2 separate regions of the Homo sapiens genome follow, and region 2 is linked to region 1. A link is an interaction called in ENCODE POLR2A ChIA-PET data of the cell type or tissue named here. Cell type or tissue: PC-9. All regions are shown on one strand. Links, peaks and the distances in the headings refer to the core of each region. The heading gives the core; the rest is flanking DNA.

Region 1 (10,242 bases), core at 917-8,916:
AATCACTGTTCCACTTTCTGTTTCTATGAATTTGACTACTCTAGGTACCTCATACAACTAGAATCCTACAGTTTTTATCTTTTTATGACTGGCTAATTCATTTAGCCTAATGTAGACATATGTATAGAATATGTACATACCATATTTTATCCACTCATCTGTCAATGAACATTTGGGTTGGGTTGCAATCAACATTCTTGGCTATTGTGAATAATGCTACTGTGAACATGACTATGTAAATATCTCTTCAAGACCCTGCTTTCAATTCTTTGGGGTATATACTCAGAGTGGATCGCTGCCTTTGGCCTTTCAAATGCCCATAAAAGGCAGCCATAATTTGCTCTGCTGTAGACAAATGACACATCAGGAATGACTTGAGAATATTCCACCTGGCCTCACTCCAGGATTTCTTTCATCTAAAGGGGATGAGCTTTCTCTTCCCCAAGGCTTTTTGAGTCTGGCATCACCCTTTCTTAAGTGTGGACAGTGTGCACAGCTACACACTGTTCCAATGCAATGGGAGCAGGGCTTGAGCTGAGACATAGATGTATCTTCACCAATGGAAAACACGGAGAAGGTAAGGACAGATCAGAAGAGGTGGCAAGCAAAACCCTGGCACTCTGGGTTGGAGGGAGAGTTCCTACATCAAGAATTTAAGGGCTTCAGAGCCCCTGAGCACTGAACAGATTATTATGTCCATTCCTCATTGATAATTAAAATTGCAAGCAGTTTTAAGGTTTAGACTGTAAAACGGGTAAAATGAAATCTTACCAAGTTTTGGTTTTCCCTATGATATATATCAATTTTGATGCTTTTATATACATACACATACACACATGAACATACACAAAAACATACAAGCATGTGTATTAACTATATATATATATATATATATAATGTTAAAACTTTTTCATGCCATTGTTTCCTTATTTGAGAGCCTCCTCTCTTGCCAGTGCCCACAGCCATTTTGACTTTGTCCCCTGGGTCACTCAATACTGTCTGTCCCTCTGATGAGGACAAGGATTAAAACCTAGTGGTTCAGGATCCAGACCCAACTCAAAGAAGCCTGAAGGACATTTTCCGGCCCTACACATACTCGACAGGGTCTAAGAATGAGACATTATGACATAGTCTTAATACTTTAAGTACTAAGTTCAGGGTACTCTCCCAGACATCACACCACAGGATCCCGACATGAGGAGACACTTAGACAAGGAAACTGAAATCCAGTCTAAAGTCACATGGCGGCTGGGCGCTCTGGCTTGCGCCTGTAATCCCAGCACTTTGGGAGGCTGAGGCAGGCAGATTGCTTGAGATCAGGAGTTCAAAACCAGCCTGGCCAACATAGTGAAACCCCGTTTCTACTAGAAATACAAAAATTAGCTGGTCGCGTTGGCGCATGCCTGTAATCCTAGCTACTTAGGAAGCTGAGGCAGGAGAATTGCTTGAACCCAGGAGGTGGAGGTTGCAGTGAGTTGAGATCACGCCACTGCACTCCAGCCTAGGTGACAGAGCAAGACCCTGTCTCAAAAATAAAATAAAATAAAATAGAGTCACATGGCAAATTAGTGTTGCAGCCTGGTGTCCTGCCTCAGACAACTGCTCTGGACCACTGGGCTGGTGGCTCAGATCCCCCGCCCCGGCTCTCCCATCTGCCTTTGAACAGCAGGGTTCAGTCTGCCCAGCCGCCAGCCAACTGCGCCTCAGTAATCTAAGCCCTACAGGAAATAGGAGCCTCAACCCCCCTTCTCACGACACTTGTAATCCAGAGGAGTAGAGAGGATGGACATAATGAAAAGAGACAGGAACACAAATTGTTTTAAATACATAATCATACACAAAACCAGTTGCAGCTGGTACATAGGGCAGTAGGGCTGCTGCAGGGGCAGGTGGAGCTGGTCAGAAAGAGGCAGGCTCTAAGTGGAAGGGGGCGGGGGAACATGGCTCAGAGAAAGGCATGCTACCCTCCCTTTGAGCAAGAAAAACAACTGTCATCTAGAAAAGTTCCAAATCCCGAGAAATACAACATGGAGAAAAGAGGTCTGTGGATCAGGAAGGGGGCATCTTCCCAGGACACATGATGGTAGTCTAGGCAAAGGTTGGCAATTGCTAAATGTCACAAACTCATCAGTGGGCTTTTAGATTTCTATCTAGAGGCAACCAGAAGCCATGGAGACAGTGGCTTTTCTGTAGGGGTACACTGGGTCATAGTTCCCCTATGAGCCCTAAGAACTGGCCCACTTTGAGGGTGGCCTGTAGTGAGGCCAATATTTAAATAGATTCTTCAGTGTAATAAATAATAGGGTAATGATAGGGTCTAAAAGCATCAAAATAATCTTATACAAAAGGGAAACATTTTTAAAATTAACCTAAAATCTAAATAGGGTAGGAAAGCAGGTTACCTCAAACATATCCTTTCCTGGCTTTGAACTCTCCACACACATTCAAGTCAGCAAGACCTAGAGAGACGAGGCATCTCGACAGAGGGAACAGAAGATTCGAGTCTGCTCCTGATTGTCAGACCAGGTCAAGTTCTCCAAGGGGACTCCTCGCTTCTAAATATTCCTCCCACTTGTGGCTGTTTGCTCTCTTGTTCCTGGATGGTAAATTCTTCCAGGGTAAGAACCTGTCTGTCTTATTCTTAGTCAAATGCCGCCCCCCGCCCCCACCTACCCACCCACCCACCAGCAGTTTCCACAGGCCCGGCACATCCTAAGTGCTCCATAATTATTTGTTAATTGATTTTCTGAATTGCTGAGCGAGTCACATTCCCTCTTTGAACCTCAGTTTCTTTATTTATCATCTTGAAAGTCTGAGCTATATCTGATAGTCCAAGAATTTAACTCACTATGTTTGTGGCTAGCATTTCCCCAAAGGCAATGGGCTGAGATGAGGCACGCCCAAGACTGGAGAGAGCCAGAGGCCCTACTGCAGCCTCCACCATGTGTCACAGTCCCCAACACCAATCTCAAGGGTAAACCTCAGGGAGATGCAGGGGACACACGAGAGGCCAGGAACCAATGGGGAAAGACTCAATTGCAAGTTAGGAGACCTAGATCTAGCCCTGGTTCTGTTACTCCTATCTGTGACCCCGAGAAAGTCACTGTAGGCCTCGTATTTCCTAATCCATAAAATGACTGGGTAAGTCCCAATGAAATTTCCCTCCAGATCTCAGATCTTTTTTGTTTTATTTCTCTTCAGACCCAAAGTTGTTCTGTCAGAGCCCTGCCAGCCATAAAAGAGACTTGAGCCTGCTGTTATTGTTAATATTCTCAGGATCTCCTGAGCTCCAGATTGGCACATTTTCTTGAGGATATGAATGATTGAATCAACCAGAAGGAAAGAGACTCAGTTTCCTCTAACCTAAGCCACATTAGCCTAACAGAAACACATGAAAAATGTAAGGGCTTCAGTAGGGAAAATTTTGAATATCCAATATAATCCCTCCCCAAGCTGGAGTAACTGCACTTTTCAGTTTTTGCATCTGTGTTGTCACTGGGGAGTTATCTGGCTATATCTGTGTTTTAACATCTGTCAGCTAAATCAGAGAACTAAATGCAAAAATTGTAGGTCTCAGAAGCACCATGTGGTTTTTGACACTCCCTGAATGACACAGGGTCAAGAAAGCAATAAAGGAATTGCCATGAGACCCAATATAACATTTTCATCAGCAACATGGCCCTTGTTCCAAAAAGCCTTTGCTCCAAAAAGAAAGAATATGTACCCATTTCCTCCAGAACCATATTTGGAAATCTCAAGGGAGAAGACCATACAAACTGAAGCATCTGGGATGAACAAATGCCTTTCTATTTAAAGAGCATCATGTCTATAGACATAACAGAACCAACACCCATCAGCATCTACTCCAGGTATGAGTAAGCATCAACTTAAAGTGAGATATGTGTGCTTTGATATCTGGGATGCAATATTGCAGGTATCTCAGCTATGTGGACATAAATTTATGAAGGACTGGTTCCTAGGGTCCTATGGCTTTAACCGAAGGTCACTCTTTCAGCTTCTTTTGTTTTACAGATAAAGAAATTGAGCTGAAAGGTGGTGGAGTGACAGTTCAGCTCCAACAGTCTAATGCACGTTGACAGCAGGATGAGAAATCACAGATTTCTCAGGATATCATATAAAAACTGAGTTAGCAAATCACTCTTCCCCATGCAAAGTATAATGTGGTGTCAATGTCTCACAACCCCAGGGAGGCTACCAGCAAATTCACATGACAAGTCTTCCACTGGGACAAGGGTAACATCTCCCTCCCTAAAAGAAACCAAAGTTTTAATATTACCTACTAATTCTATGCAGGATCTCTCTTGGCATAAGAATATGAATGTGATAGCTAAAGTCAGGCTTCTGTTTCAAAGGCTGTTTGCTTAAATGAGGGTTTCTGGGTCTCTTGGTTTTTCACACATTTTGAACTCCACACCTGATAGCCATATTCAGTAGAAGGCCTTGCTTAAATGCTTATTCCAGACCCATGAGAATTCCATATGAATGTTTTCATTGTTCTTCCATCTTTGGACAACTAAAGCTCATTCACTCACTTTGACATGTAATTGTTTATATGAAGTCCTTGCTACAAAGCATTCATTGTTGTAAGCTCTTTACATGTGTGGCCTCAATTTAATCCTCATGACAGTCTTACGGGGTAAGTACAATTTTGTCATCCCATTTTACAGATATGGAAACCAAAGGGACAGACAGGTTAACTTACCCAAGGTTAAGTAACTCACCAAGCTGATAACTGATTGAGTCAGGATTTGAACTCAGGCTTTTCTCCACTAGAAAGTAAGCTCCATGAGAACAGACACTGTTTTATTCACTACTGTATTCTTAGCCATCCACATGGTACCTCAGATATAGTAGGTGCTCAATAAATATTTGTTGAATGAATACACTACATCCTCCTCAAACCAAAAGAATGACCCAGCATCACAAGCATCGACTTGAACCAAGAGTAAATTGCATAGAGGAGCATTTCAGGAGAAAATTCTTCATGCAACCGCCAGGCTTTGCACAAAGAATGCCAAGTCCCATTGTGTCTGCCTGAGAAGAACTGGGAGAAATCCTTTTGACCTATTTCTTCCAAGCTGCCCCTGAGCCCCCCCTTCTCCCAGGCCACCCTTATTAGGTCACTGCTGAAACTGGGTCAGTGTTTAAACACTGCAGTCAGCTTATAATGCTTTAATCATTAAAGTTTACTCTATTATCTGCACATTAAAGAAAGAAACTACTACCTCAAATCACAGCACCCAGAATCACCTTTAGGCTTTTCTACAAAACCATGCTAAGACACAGATTTAGAGTTGCCTCTTTTTTACTACAAATCAGCTCTTCCAGAACTGGACTGAAGCACACGAGGCCTCATCGCTCCACTCCTAACCCTTCTTCACAGGGCTGCCTAGCTCTTGTCTTCTGCCATTCTCCCAGGCTCCTTTCTAAATTAAAATTTTGGATTACCCAGACTCTAATTCTTATTTAAAATAAAACCTAAATTACTACCTTATGTTTGGGGCAAGTCAACACCCCGTCTGGCATCTCTCATTTCTGTGTGAGATTTGAACAAACCCACCCGGCACAAGTGGAAAATTGGTCTTGCATCACATACTCTGTTGGGATCACCACATTTGGAATTCTAGGTTTATTCTCCCACAGAGTCAAATTTAGCCCAACCCTAGAGAACGGCTCTGTGCACTCTGACATTCAAAATAATATTTGCTAAAAAGCGTGGGGGTTTGCAGGCAACTTGAGCTGCAGCAAGAGGCATGTTATTACTGACTCAACTCCTACATGGGTTCCATCTTAGTCATCAGACACATGGTCACGTCCTCAGCTTAATTTCACAACCTACCCCCTTTTTTTTCAATCCAACCACAGAGGACACAGGTAGGTTTTGCATAGTTGTTGTTTTGTTTTATGAAAGCCAAAGCATAAGTAAGCCATTATGATTATAGTATTTTATTTTAAGGAAATCTCACCCAAGGTGAGACAAAACTTATGTACAGCTATGCCTTGGATAAATGGGAGTAATGATGATTGCTCCACAGTGACCAGGTCTGAATAAGGAAGTAGCAATCTTAAATATTCTCTATGGTTTAAAACCAAATTTCCTACCTGAACTTGATTTCCCATCGGATTGGTCTCTCCTGCCAGTTTTTACCATTCACCAGCCACCAGGCAGACATCACTGATAAGGATAATTTTTCTTTGGCTGTAAAGATTGAGCCTCATTCAGGTTACCTCAAGGAAAAAGTCGATTTATTTTAAAGATAAATGGCCTAGGTCTGGCTCAGAAACTATCAGGATCCCAGGCAGTTACTTACTTCTTTTCTTTCTTTAATCACATCTCTCTCTACATGTGAGTTTCATTTTTTTCCCTTTACCAACTGATACCTTGCACATGACCAAAATGGCTGCCTTAGCTATCAGTCTACCTATGACCTTTTTGGTTGGCTGGCATAGGCTTCAGTTTCCCATCTTCTGATTCTGAAGGACTCATAATATCTGTGTAGGCCAGTGCACACAGAACCTGGTAACTGGTCAGTCTGAGCTGTAGACATTTCTGGATGTGAAGTCAAGGGACCACCCAAGTCTAATAGCTGGGGAAGGTATGGAACAGGGGTAGGCTGAAGGAACAGACAGGGTGAAATTGTGTTGTATATAACACGATTATTAAAGACAACAGGGACTGAGGGTGAGCAAGCAATACTGGGCATCTCTAGTACAAATGTATAAAAATGTTTGTTCTCATTGAGGGCACACTTGATGACAGCCATCATTTAAAATTAAGATTTCATATATTTAATACTACTATTTTTTTAACCCTCCCTTCTTCTTAAGAGTAAAATTGAACAAGCTGGGCAAAAATTTTAAGTAGTAAGTCTAATAATGCTTTGAAAGGCTGAAAGTCTTTCATCAATGCAGGATAATGTATGAACTCCTGACTTTTTCAGAAAGCTATTTGTCAGTGAACATCATTATGTCCCCTCCAAATTATCCCAACATTACAAAGAACCTAAAACGTGTAAGATGTACACAGTTTGAAATAAAATCAATAAAAAATGGTTAATGTTTCTCACCACCTTTGTTTTACAGACTGCACCTACCTCCTGCAGCTCATAAATGCTCAGAAAATAAGAACGTCCACTGGCAATTCTATCAGTTTGTGCATGCCAATTCTTGACACTCTCCCCAGTTTTCTTTCTGATATTAAGAATAATGTTTACAATGTGATAACAGCACATTCCCAGTGTGAATGTGGCTAACAACCATAAAAGCAAACACCTAGGGCCATCTCTGTTGAATACACTTTACAGGATTGGTCCCCATGGGATAAAGTAGCCCAGTGCTCAGTGAGGGAACTGTAGTATAAGTATCCATTGACCTGCAGCTGAACTTACCACTTGCTGTTTTTCTCTTATAATCTAAATCTGGAAATGTGCTGTCTGGTCAGCAGTGCACTACCAAGTCATTCAGCAAAATGCTCCAGATGCCATAAAAGCGTGCCTGGATGTTAGAAAATGAACTTGTAAAATATAGTCTCAGGATTGTGCAAAGGCTGTATTTCAGACAGCCAAAATGCTTCTGCCAAGACACCTTTGTCACGCAGCCAGGCAGCAGCTGTGTGTATTGTAGACGCTGTGGCTGTGAGTCTGTCTGTGGAGTCGCAGCCGGCCCTGCCTCTGACCTGCGTTGTCACTGAGCACCCTCACTAGGACAACATTCTGAATCCATCTCACTGGTCACTGGCAGCTGAGCTAGGGCCAGTTTCTCCGAAACTCCGAAAGTTTCAAATCGACGTTCTCTGTGGTTTAATTTCGCAAGACACATCACCACTCTCCAACCATCGGCAAAGGGAAAACACCCAAATCTTATATGACACATCTTACACGATTTGAAAAAGAGAAAGGCAACTTTTTGAAAGACACTGTAGGCACTATTTTGAAGGAATAATCGTGTTTTTAAAAATACCATGTATTCACTTGTTAAAGCTGATCTTTTTTTTTTTTTCCAGACCTGGGTCTTGGTTTTAATTTAATCTTAGGTTGATTAGTTGGTTGTTTTAGTTGGTGGTTTTGTCTTTTGTTTTTTAACAAATACTTTAGGTTTTTTTTTTAGTACAGCTACCTCTGTATTTATCAGCATCTATAAATTATATTCTTTATCCTCCATAAACTTTTTTGTTAATTCCACCTCTTAATTTTGTTCTCAACTCAACTTCTGTCCCCCACCACCACCCCATCACTTTTTGCCTTTGGTATTTGTTAGCCTTTTAACTGGTTAAAAGGCTATTCAGTTAGCCTTGTAACTGGTCTCCCACTCCACCACTGCTCCCAAAATCCATTCCATATGTTGCATTTAGAGTATCATTTGTTTATTTTGAGATGGGGTCTTATTTTGTCACCCAGGAGTACAGTCATACTCACTGTATGTAGGAGCATGGTCACAGCTCACTGCAGCCTTCAACTCCTGGTCACAAAGGATCTTCCCAGCATCCCGAGTGGCTGGGACTACAGGTGCACACCACAGGGTCTCTCTGTTATGCTCAAGCTGGTCTCAAACTCCAGGGCTCAAACAATCCTCCTGCCTCAGCCTCCTAAAGTGCTGGGATTACAGGTGTGAGCCACCGCACCTGGCCCAGAGTATTGTTTTTAATACATATCTAGCCCAGACACCGCCATGCTTAAAAGTTTTCAATGCCTTCCTAGCTCCCTTTCTACTTCTCAGAGTAATCTCACATCTTCCCTCTCCAACTGCCCATGCAGCACCTGCCTCCACACCTCAGGCCTCAGTGGTCTTTTGTCAGTTCCTCCCAACTCCTTGTCCCCTTCAGACATGGGAACATCCCAATGCCATTCCCCCTGCTGGAAAAGCCCATCCCTCCTCTTCACCAAAGGTTCTCCTACAGGTCCTTCCTCTTGGCTTCACTGCCCTGCCTCAGAAACCTTCCCCAATTGCCAACTCAGGTGAGATCCTGTTATATGCTCTCAAAACATCCTGTTCTTCATCATACTCACTATAATAATGGTAATACATCATGCATGCAATTCACTGTTGAATGTGTGGTTTTGTGCCTGGCTTCACCCTAGTCTCTCCCAGATGCCTGACATGACAGGCACTCAGTAAATACCTGCCACTTGTGGAGTACATCACCTTTACATGATATGATAAAAGTTTAAAAGGACAACTCACTATGTTTCACACATGTTGGTTTGGAAGGGTCTGAGAAAGAGACTCTTTTTTTTCTAATTTTAATTTTAGGTTTAGGGGTACATGTGAAGGTTTGTGACATAGATAAACATGTGTCATGAGGGTTTGGTGTACATATTATTACATCACCACTGATGAGAACGCTCTTTCCTCAGTGCTTCCTGTCACCCTGGACATAAATTACCCAAGTCTGGCTGAGAAGCTGACCGGTGGAACTTACAGTACAAAACTCAACTAGCCAAACTATGCAAGAAATCACAGGTTTCTAAAGTTAGAAGGAGCTTCAAGATTGTATTTATCTCGAGGAGTTCATGTCGAATAATACAATAGGCTCTTAGTTATATTTTTCCTCTGTCATTTATTTTTTTTAAACGGGGATAACTCTGTTGCCCAGGCTGGAGTGTAGTGGTGTGATCTCAATTCACTGCAACCTTCACCTCCCACCTCAAGCCATTCTGCTGCCTCAGCCTCCCAAGTAGCTGGGATTACAGGAACCTGCTACTTTGCCTGGCTAATTTTTTTGTATTTTTAGTAGAGATGGTGTTTCACCACATTGGTCAGGCTGATCTCAAACTCCTGACCTCAAGTGGTCCTCCGCCTCGTCCTCCCAAAGTGCTGGGATTACAGGTGCAAACCACCGCGCCTGGCCAGCCTTTTTTCTAAGCAATCTTTTTATTTTAGAACACTTAGATGATTGTGATGGTAGTACACAGTTCTCTTACATGAGCTTCCCCTTAGTATGGTTTATTTGTCACCATTAATGAGCCAATATTGATGCATTATTATCAACGAAAGTAGAGACTTTACCCAAAATTCCTCAGTTATCACTAATGTCCTTTTTCTAACCCGGGATCCCATCCAGGATACCACATTTCATTTTTTTGTCATTTCCTTTGGCTGTTCTTGGTTGTGACAGGTTCTCAGGTTTTCTTTGGTTTTGATGACCTTAACAGTTTTGAGTATTAATGATCAGGTATTTTGTATACTGTCTCTCAATTGGTTGTTTAAAAATTGAGATATAAC
Region 2 (10,242 bases), core at 1,209-9,208, 130 kb before region 1:
AAAAAAAAAATACCCAGAAAATAAAGTGTGGATGAGGACGTGAAGAAATCAGAACTCTTTGCACTATTGGTAGCAATGTGAAACTGTATAGTCGCTATGGAAAAAAGTATGTAGGTTCCTCAAAGAATTAAAGATAGAACTACTATATGATCCAGTAATTCCACTTCTAGGTATATACTCAAAAGAATTGAAAGCAGATATTTGTACACACATTTTCATAGCAGCATTATTCACAATGACCAAAAAGTGGAAGAACCCAAGTGTCCATGGATGTATGAATAAATAAGCAAAGTATGGTATGCCGATAATGGAATAGTATCTGGCCTTAAGAAGGAAGGGAGTTCTGATTCATGCTGCAACATAGAGGAATCTTAAGGACATTAAGCTAAGTGAAATAATACAGTCACAAAAAGACAAATAGCATGTGATTCCACTTATAAGAGGTACTTAGAGCAGTCAAATTCATAGAGACAGAAAGTCGAATGGCCATTGCTAGGGGTTTGGGGGAGGGAGGAGGGGAGTTAGTGTTTCATGGGTACAGAGTTTCTGTTTGGGAAGATGAGTTCTGGAGACTGATGGTTGTACAACACTGTGAATATACTTAATGCCACTGAACTGTACACTTAAAAAGGGTTAAGATTGTAAATCTTATGTGTATTTTACCACAATAAAATTTTTTTTACAATACTAAGTTAAAAAAAAAAAAAGAAGAAGACCTCTCGGCCAGGCTTCTATGCCTTATGTGTGAATAATGCCTTCGAGGAGAGGCTATTGGCCAAACACCAATCACCCACTGCCAAAACTTGATTCACCAGAGAATTGATTTTAAATTGTTTTTTCACATGTGCTGATGGTTGTCAGCATCCAGGGTAATAAACCAAGCCAGGAGAGGCACCCCTGTGTTTTCACAAGTCATTTGTTCCTAGCAATTCATTCATTAAGCACACCAACATTAAGCATCTTTCTGTGTTCCAGGCATTGGACAAGGTGCTGAGGTTTCAATGGGGAATAAGGCATAATCACTGCCCTCATGGAGTGCTCCTAGTGCCTAGTGCTGGGCAGGGTGGTGAGGGTCCAGGGAGGGGGACTAGAGAGAGAGAATAAACAAATAAGCAAGCAATCTTAATATTAAAAATTATGTGGAGGACCTCGCAAGGTTCGCAAGGTTTTCTTCTTCCTCTTCCGGGGACATTGTCTGCAGGCACTCAGAATGGTCCTGCGTTTGACACACCAACATAGGCTTTCCTACAATACAACCTCTAACAAAACTAAGCTGTCTGGAACCCCTGGTAATAGAATCATTTACCTTTATACCAAGAAGGTTGGGAAAGCACCAAAATCTACATGTGGTATGTGCCCAGGCAGACTTTGAGGGGTTCATGCTGTAAGACCTAAAATTCCTATGAGATTGTCCAAAACAAAGAAATATGTCAGCAGGGCCTATGGTGGTTCCATGTATGCTAAATGTGTTCATGACAGGATCAAGCATGCTTTCCTTATCGACGAAGAGAAAATCGTTGTGAAAGTGTTGAAGGCACAAGCACAGAGTCAGAAAGCTAAATAGAAAATGAAACTTATTAACAAAAATGAAAAGACTTGCAAAAAAAATTGTGTGGAGTGAATAAACAAGTGCTTCTTTGTCAAGAAGCAGCTGGAGGAGGATATTATAGGAAAAAAATAATCTGAGAAGCCACCTCCATAGAAGGTAACTCCTTGAATTGCTTAACAGAGAGGTTAAACAGCAAACTCCATGATGCTATAGTGAGATGCCCCCATTTGGGAGAAAACTGTAGGTTCTCTCCTTTAGACTTAGCTCTTTTCGGAAACCCACTCCATAAGCACACTATTAAAACATGTCAGATGGAAGAGATGTAGGTGTACTTATACATACACATATATTAACATATACATATCCAAATAGGTTCTTTCAAAGAATGACAGGTTTTGCCTCCCTGAGATCACTGGAACTTAGGATTTTGTCTATAGCTTTCTGTTTTCATGTTTAGGATTTATTTTGAACAGCAAGTTTTGCACCTGTACAGAAAGATTTAGCTGACTTCAACAACTCAATTCATCAAGTTGTTCCTGAGTGCCTGCCTGCCAGGCCCTGCTCTAGGCACGGGGACACAAGAGTGACGGTGCCTTGTTGAGACATGAGTGTCCCAGCACTCAAGGAGCCAGCAGGCTTTTGCTGAGCACCAGGGATAACAAGAGTTCCTCCCAAGGTGACTTTCCCTGGGTGGGAATATCATATCAGATGACATCTCTAGTCTCAGACCAAATTACAAACTCAAAGAAACTTGGTAGGGTGGCAGGGCAGGGCAGGCCTGTGCATGCAAAACAGGGGCCCCAGCTGACCTTCTAGGGAGGGCACACGTTTCAAAAAATTTTTTGGCCGTATTGGTTCCTTCACTCATTAGTTGAGCAACAACTACATCAGTGTTTATCCCAGTGGCTATGGGGGTCGATGGCCCCAACAGGAACTCTTTCCCTTCAGAGCTAGAGTCTCAGGACAAACGAGAAACACCTTGTGTGGAGTAGGCTCCTAGCTCAGGGTCACACGGCAGTGGTGGCAGGGCTGGGATGAAAGATCTGCTGATAAGAGTGTTCCCATCACATGCTTTGGTGGATGCACACATGCAGATCAGCATTTGGGGGCAGCCTTCCTCTCCCCTACACCTCCAGCACGTCCCAAGGCTGCATCGGGTGTGATGGCGCAGCTGGCTCTGACCCTGGCATGAGCCTAATCTAAGCAGAAGATGTCAGGAAGGAGGTACGGAGTGGCATGCTTTCCCTATTTGGTGCCTTCAAGGCTGTGCTGCCCTTGGGCTGGGCTGGCGAATGGAGAAAGCTGGTGAGACAGTGGATACGATGAAGTCAACCTGTGATCTTAAACTGGAGGGGAAATACTCCTTGTTTATGGCTTAGAGATCCCACCCCGAGGAAGAGTGCTCAGCAAACTGAGGGCAAGGCACACTCATCAAAGAACCCACTAGTTCGCAGAATCAGTCAAGCAAAGCGATTGATGCCGTCATCAAAGGAGTGATGTTATACGCAAATTACCTAGCTTGCTACAGACACTGGCAGCTTTTCCTTGCCTCTCCAACTGCAAAAGCAAATCGCACTCTACCTCCAGAAATGAAAAGAAGCACTCCCTCTCCAGGTACAACCCCAGTAAGGCACATGGGAAAAATATAAGTCTCATCCAGTGCTCAGCTCTTTCCAAAAGTCAGACACCCCTCACGTCTTCTATCCCATGTGTGGCTATGGCCCACTGTCCACAGGAGGCATTTCTCTGCTAGAAAGGTAGAGCTCTTCCAGTCTTCCCAGTCAAACAAGAAGGCTCAGCCTTTGTGGTCCTCAAGTAGCTTGCAGGGAGCAAGAAGTCGGGAAGTGGGAAATTCCAATTCCTCTGGAGTAAGGAGATGCTGTTTCTTTACTGGGGAAAGAGAGTAAGCAGGTGCATATATAACAGCCATGCTGTTAGAAGAGAAGATGTAGGATTTGAGCACATGAGAATGTTTTATTAATTTTGTATTTTAATTAGATTTTTGGGTTTTTTTTTTCTCTAGTCTGTCTTCTGTGTTTTTTTTTTCTTTTTTTTTCCTGCATGAACCAAGAAAGAGAATGGCATTGAGAAGGTATAAAAGGGTTCTTTAATACTTCCACCTCCTTGGATATACAGCAGGAGAAAGAAAGTTGGATTACTTTATACTGGGCCTTTAAAAAAAAGTCTGGTACCTTTGTATATCATGAGCTGATGTGAATGGTAATGGCGCCAGCCTCCTGGACTAAGATTCCACCAGTTTCCCCTGTGATGCAGGCCATCCCCCACCCGCACCCCAGCTGAAACAGAACTGAAACTCAGAAAACCTAGCTATCCCTGCATTAAAAAATATATTTGCAAGCATCCAGGGATTTTATTTCCGTCCTCAAAAAATTGAGAGCCTCAACATTTATTTTGTGCAGAGGCAGAGAAAGTACCCCCATAGTCTGTGGGCTGACCCCAAAACTGAGTGTCTGTGGCTATGACTATTTGATAACTGGGCTGCTACACTTGTAAGGTTTCATTTCTTTATTTCCTTCAAAATGAAACAAAGATAAACAGTGAGAGTAGTATTTTATTGTTTGAACACCAGTTTCTCCCCTTAACAATCCTGTGTTAGTATGCTATTTTCTTGATGTGATTTTAAACCTCAGTGTGTACCCGGCCAGTTCTGTATTCCAGAAGCTACTGTCTACTGCCAAGAGCTATTAATCAAAATAAATGGGTGCTTGGGATCCTGGAAGTGGTGTGGGGACTCTGCTTCTCTGTAGACAGACTACCCTCTTCTGCCCCAGAGTGGGGGCAGCAGGAGGATGATAGTGGTCAGGGAGGCACTGTGGCATTCTGAATCCCTGGTGACACAAGAGGGTGTCAACACAGCCTGTGGATAACAGGAGAAGGGCCTAAAATGTACTTACACCACCCTAAGACTGGACAAACTCTGGGGATACTTCCAGTTCATCTCCCACAATTTCTAGAGGCATCTGCATGCCTGTCAGCTTGGGCCAAGTGCACAGAACACCATCTTTGTCAAAGCTAATTCCTGGCACCTACCCAATAAGCCCAGGCTGCTTTCATTTCTACTCTGTATTCTTTTATGACATTTGAAAGACAAAGAAAAGAAAGTGGTCTTAGAAGGTAAAAAGGTTACTTGAGTTCACAGACTTGATATTTTAGGAAGAGGCTAAACTAAATTATTCCAAAGTCTTACATTTAATTTGTGCCATCAGTGACCAAACATTTTCAAGAGTTAGTGGGTATAAAGGACTGAAAAGGATGATAAAGTTACTATCAACATTCAGGCCACAGAAAGGCAGAGGAGGGAGAGAACAGTTAGAAACATATTAAACCAAAATCTAGTCCAGCCATCCCTCTAGCCCTTTTATTTTGTACCTGGGGTAGGGGGTGGGGAGAGTTGATGTTAGCTTTTGGGTTTTTGCTTGCAGCAAGCATATTTCATTTTGAGCCGGTTGTGCCAGTTAGTGACATAATGTCCACATGGTAATATGATACGGTAAGCACAAATGCAGTGCACAAACCAGACTGTGGCCTGGGAAAGACAAGCTCTGTCCATATATCAACGGGAATGGCTCGGAACTCAGGGAGTGAGTATTTTGAAGCAATCGCACATGAATTCACCTTCAGGAGATTAGAGGCTGATGTCACCAGGAGAGTGAAGTCATCAGAAATGACCTAAACTGATGGGACCTTGCCAGAACAAAGCTGCGCTGTGCAGACACACAGCTTAACTCCTTCTGGGTTGAAGATTTCTCCAAGGCTGCTTTTTTTTTTTTTTTGTGAACACGAAGAGTTTCTAACAGACGACAACAAAGCCGATATGACTCCCACACTCCTAGGCATCAGCTGGTGTTACTTGATGAAAGAGGCCCAAAAATAAGTAAGTTCCACTAACCAGATGTCCTAAGCCCTCACCTTTTCATCCAAGAGTTCTACCCTGTCTCTATAGATTCTCAGGGGAATAGCACTAGTAGGCCTTTCATAACAGCAATTGAATTGAAGTGAATGGAATTAAGCTAGCAATGGCAGATCCCCCAGAATGGCAACAGTTGGGCCCACAGAATGGTGGTGGAACAGCACTACAGAAGACAGCCCATTTGAAAAGTGGCTGGTTGCCTGAGTCTGCCTGTGATTCTCAGTGGAACACTCCATGTGCCAGGAAGCAGTAAGATGCTGGCTGTCTCTCACCTAGTCAAGCTGCTTAGCAGTGAAGAACCATCCTCTTCTCCTTGTTACCATAATTCCTGAGAGCCATTACCACTTGCTTATTTCATCCTCTCTAATGTCAACCCTTGGCTACTACAGATGCCATAAGGTCAGTCACACCTTGCTTAGGCCAAGGAATACAACATAACTTTAAAAGTTAATCATGCATGGAAAATACCTTCAGATTCATGTGTCCCCTTATGGGCAGTGGCTGCATTAACATTGCATCATAAAAACAAGCTAGATAAGATCATACTAGAGGTGGTCTTAGGGGCAGGGGGCTGGACCCGGCCTCTCTTCTGGGATGAACCTAGCATCTGGTGTGTAGAATCCGTAGTCAAGTGGGATAATGTAAATAAAAGCACCTTCCAAGCTGCAAAGTATTCACTGAAGAATATTTTGATTTCATGATGGTCCTCCACAAAGCAAGGATAAAGGACCAACAACAATAGGTATGACCTTAATATAGGCCAAATGGGAAGATGGCTGCCGACATGAGGTAGTGGGAGGTACACAGAAGAGGTCTCCTGCCCCTAAACCTTCCTCCTGATGCCTGTTGTGTACCTACAAATCCACCTCTAACAACTTGCTTGAGGTCAGTGCTTTTCAAATTGTTCTCATCACAACCTTTACAGTACTGTTCAGTACTCTCTCATACACGTACAATTGAAATAAAAGTTTTTGCAGAAGCAATACTTTCCCTACTGCCTAAGATGTGCTCTGACACTTCCTAATATATTTCATATGACTTCATTTTTTACTACTGGCTTGACCCATTAATTTAACAACTACTAATGGGTCAAGATTCACAATTTGAAAAACACTGAGAGTTAATTCCACATAGGAACAGAGCAGAAAAAAATATAAATTAGGGTTTTCACCGTAGGGAATCGAGTCCTGAGAGGGGAAAAACCCACGATGCTTTAAGGCTAGAAAGCAGAAGGCTGGAGAGAGCAAAAATCAGCTTCTACTACTTCATGAATCACTTTGGGCCGCCACTGGAGACCCTCATCAGAGTGTACCCATCTTCTCACTACATAACTCCTCCTCTATTCATCCACTCCCAAACTCATACACAATCACAGAAAGATAATCCATCCCCGCCCCTCTGCCCAGATAGAATCTAACAGAAATCAGTGTGCATTCTTACACTGAGACCAGAGAACCAAAGAGCAAAGGGACAATGACCAATAAGTGAACTGAAACCATCATGAATACTGAGACTGAAGTGTGCTTTTGCGGGATAGGAATCAAACCACATTGAGGTGAGTGCACTCTTGCATCTACTTACACATGAAATGGGAAAATTAGCTCCACTTTATCACATTAAAGTATCTACGTCAGGTTTGGAAGCTATGGTTGGCTTTCAGTGCCACTGAAGCACCACGAGATTTAGGCTGACTTGGGCTACCCTATCTTGGGCTACATGATGAACTACTGTGACCAAACCCATCCAGACACTGGGTGGATTTTTTTAAATATAGTAAATATTTACTGAGCTCTTACTAAGCTGTGCACTATAAAAAAATCTGTCAAGCTTTTTACTTGATTGTATAGTCCAAGCATTTGATTGAACTCACAGAATTCAGAGTTACGGTTATGCTTATTATCACAACCCTGAACTTGAATGGCCTTCAGACCTTGGCACATTTTGTGGGTTTTTAAAATACTGTTCAGCTTGCCACTATCAATCCTTTGGATATACTTTTCTAAAACGTCAATAACTTTCAAATGCTCAGATTAATTCTGGAATAAATACATTCTCTGCTGAGGGAGGTAATTTACTTAAAAGGGAGAAATAAAAGTGGTCAATTTCACTTTCTGTTTCCATTGAGACTAATTTTCTGTGCACCTGCCTTCAGGATTTAGAATGAGTGAGAAATTTACCTGTATTTTTAATGAAAATTCATGTTGTTTCCTTTTTTGAAAGTAACACACCAAAAGAGATAGCATGCTAGTGTGGGCCTGTTCCTAATATTTGTAAGATGCAGGCAAGAACACACGCAGGGACCAGGACTGGGCAGCCCTGTGGTTTCTTACCGAGGTCGAGGAACACTGATTACATGCATGTGAACACTTCAGCCAGTATATGCAAGGTCTGTCTTCTTTCCCATCCCACCCTCATGAGACACAGGTATGTGTCCACCACAGTAGGCACAGGGCCAGGAGAGTCTAGGTGCTGATCCTAAGCATAGTCGAGAGTGGGTTGTCAGGGTAGGCATGGGGGATAATCACAGGTGAGCCAGAATAGATGTGGAGTCCAGGGAAGAAGCAGCTTTAGCTGCCTCAAACCTAAAGGGAGTGGGGAGGTAGGAGGAGCGAGTACTGTACTAGTATTAATCCATTCATATCAATGCATTCAATGTGTCCTATTGCGTATGAGACACCCACAACCACTTAACGAAACCCATTGTTACACCAACAAAACAAACATGAATGCATGCCCTGCCCTAATCTAGAACCCAAGTTGTAGCATTTCACTCATAGAAAACAAAACAAAACAAACAAACAAAAAACAGATTTTATTTTTACTCAAGTAGCCTTTGTATTTTTTAAAAGAAAAAGCTAATATTTCTCATACGCTCGTTTTTGTATTTTTTTAACATTGCTTTCAACTAGGGACCCATTTTAACCTGAGCCTACTTTGAGCAGGTTTGTAAAGTAGTTGAACCTGATGTTCTCTTTTGCTGTTGATGTATCCAGGCCATTTGCAGGGAACAGAAAGAGAGAATGTCAGAAATGCACCCTTCCCTGGCTTAAGCAGAAAGCAGATCTTTTTCACAGGTCTATGTATGAGAAGAATGGAGAAAAGGAAGGGAGCCATTTAAGCCCATGTCTCTGGACATCAGCCTGGTATGTCTTAATAGCTTGTCTGTTACAGAGTGTCATGTAACTTGTAGGAAAGAAAACATCTCTCAAACACCTGTAAGTACATTCCATGGTACAGATGTGGCATCTTTTCCCACAAGGGACCACTGCAAAGCTAAAATCAACAATTAAGAACAGCTGCAGTCTTGCGACCAGCTGCCCTTGCTAACCCCCTTGTACAGAGGGCAAGGAGAAGGGTAATCAACACAGAAGACTGAAATTATCCTTTCCTTGCATTACTTTTCCCTCTTGTGAAATGTGCTGGAACTTCCCCCGTATGCTGAAGATGTGTTCCTAAGGCTGCACTTCTGTTTACAAAATGTCCTGCAGTGTTTCCAAGCCTTGGAGTCTGTGGTAATGTCTAACCTTCTGCTTCACAGAGCTGGGCTCACAGCTTCAAACTGCTGCAAGAGCAGATTCAAATATGCAAGGAAATTCTATTGCTTTTGAGAAAGCTCCTTCAGGAAGCCATCAAGTGTGTCATTTGGTCACAGGCTCTAGGACCCCTCAAGAACTAAATGAATAACAGAAAACCAAAAGCCATTGATGAATCATGTGTGTGGCAAATCCTTTCAAAGGATTGACCTGCCCATGAATCAGAAAAGAAAGAAGAGCCCTAGCTGAGTGGTTGGAAAACTAACATGACGAATAATAACTCATAGGTATCATGGGAGAGGAAACTGGGAAGAAAAAGGATTTCACGGTGGTTGGAGGAAGACTAATGCCATAAAATCCTCTGAAAAAAATAATAATCATCTGAAGAAACTTCCTAATACTGATGACTTTCATGTGTGTGTTAAGGACTATCTCCCCAAGAGAAATGGCAGGAAAGTCATCAGCTAAATCACTTCTAATGAAGAAAGAGAAAAATCAGAAAATAGATTATTCAGACATGCCCCTCCTCTCCCAAGCCTTTCAGGCAGTAAAGTGGGGAGTTCAGTGAGATGATCTCATGAGCTCTTCCATCTCTTAATCTTGTTCAGAGTGAGAACCTGTTTCTGGCTGTATTCCTCCCACTCCTTTTTCCTGTGGTCCTGCTGCTAATGGAGGCGTCCAACCCACAAACCTGGGATGCAGTAAATTTTCATCAACCTTCTCCATTTCACTTTTAAACAAGTTAGGTCACCTTATCAGCATAAATTGTGATTTAGAGAGATGACAGAGGAATAAATCAGGTTTGCAGGCCCTGCTGCTATGGCCGTTACATGGATGTTTGTCCCTGGGCCAAATTCAGAACTTAGCTTTGGTGCCTTCTTGTGTTTGCCCTTTCTAGGACTTGATGGTGTGCAATATAAAAATAAAACTAGCAACAAAAAGTTGATTCTCAGATATCTGATATCTTGCCTTACATGCCTAGGTTGCTTGTTTTCAAAACATGAGCACACTGATCTGTGAATCTGTCAACAAGTCATAGGTCAGGGATCCTGACCTGAATTTGTTTTGCTATGTCACTACACACCAAATGTTTGATTCAGATGTTTTCAGACCTGAAAATCAACCTATTTGAAAAGTTTTTGTTTAAACTTTTAAGAAAACTATTCATAGCACCTACTCAAGAAAAGACAATAGAATTTAAAATGAAAATAATTCATAGTGCATTCAGT

What was found. ChIA-PET counts read pairs that join two places held together with the same protein. Peaks named below come from ENCODE experiments on the same cell type or tissue, not always from the same donor. Only the 100,000 strongest peaks of a DNase experiment are listed, where the experiment ranks them.
Region 2: POLR2A ChIA-PET joins it to region 1 with 10 read pairs; 2 of 35 experiments call an interaction of 5 or more read pairs at or near these places.

What each region holds. Positions count from the first base shown.
Region 1 is chr13:50,220,259-50,230,500 of GRCh38, reverse strand. All of the region lies in intron 2 of DLEU1 (deleted in lymphocytic leukemia 1), which reads right to left. It overlaps LOC124900337 (a long non-coding RNA gene), which reads right to left and starts at 7,663. Exons shown (of 2, transcript XR_007063796.1): 1 at 6,124-7,663; 2 at 1-2,596. In PC-9, for the core only: no CTCF peak of the experiment used is centred there; no DNase peak of the experiment used is centred there.
Region 2 is chr13:50,352,732-50,362,973 of GRCh38, reverse strand. All of the region lies in intron 2 of DLEU1 (deleted in lymphocytic leukemia 1), which reads right to left. It also overlaps the pseudogene RPL34P26. Among named protein-coding and RNA genes, the nearest start is that of DLEU1-AS1, 170 kb to the left of the region's middle. In PC-9, for the core only: no CTCF peak of the experiment used is centred there; a DNase peak (open chromatin) is centred at 5,123; H3K4me3 peaks cover 412 bases; H3K27ac peaks cover 1,999 bases.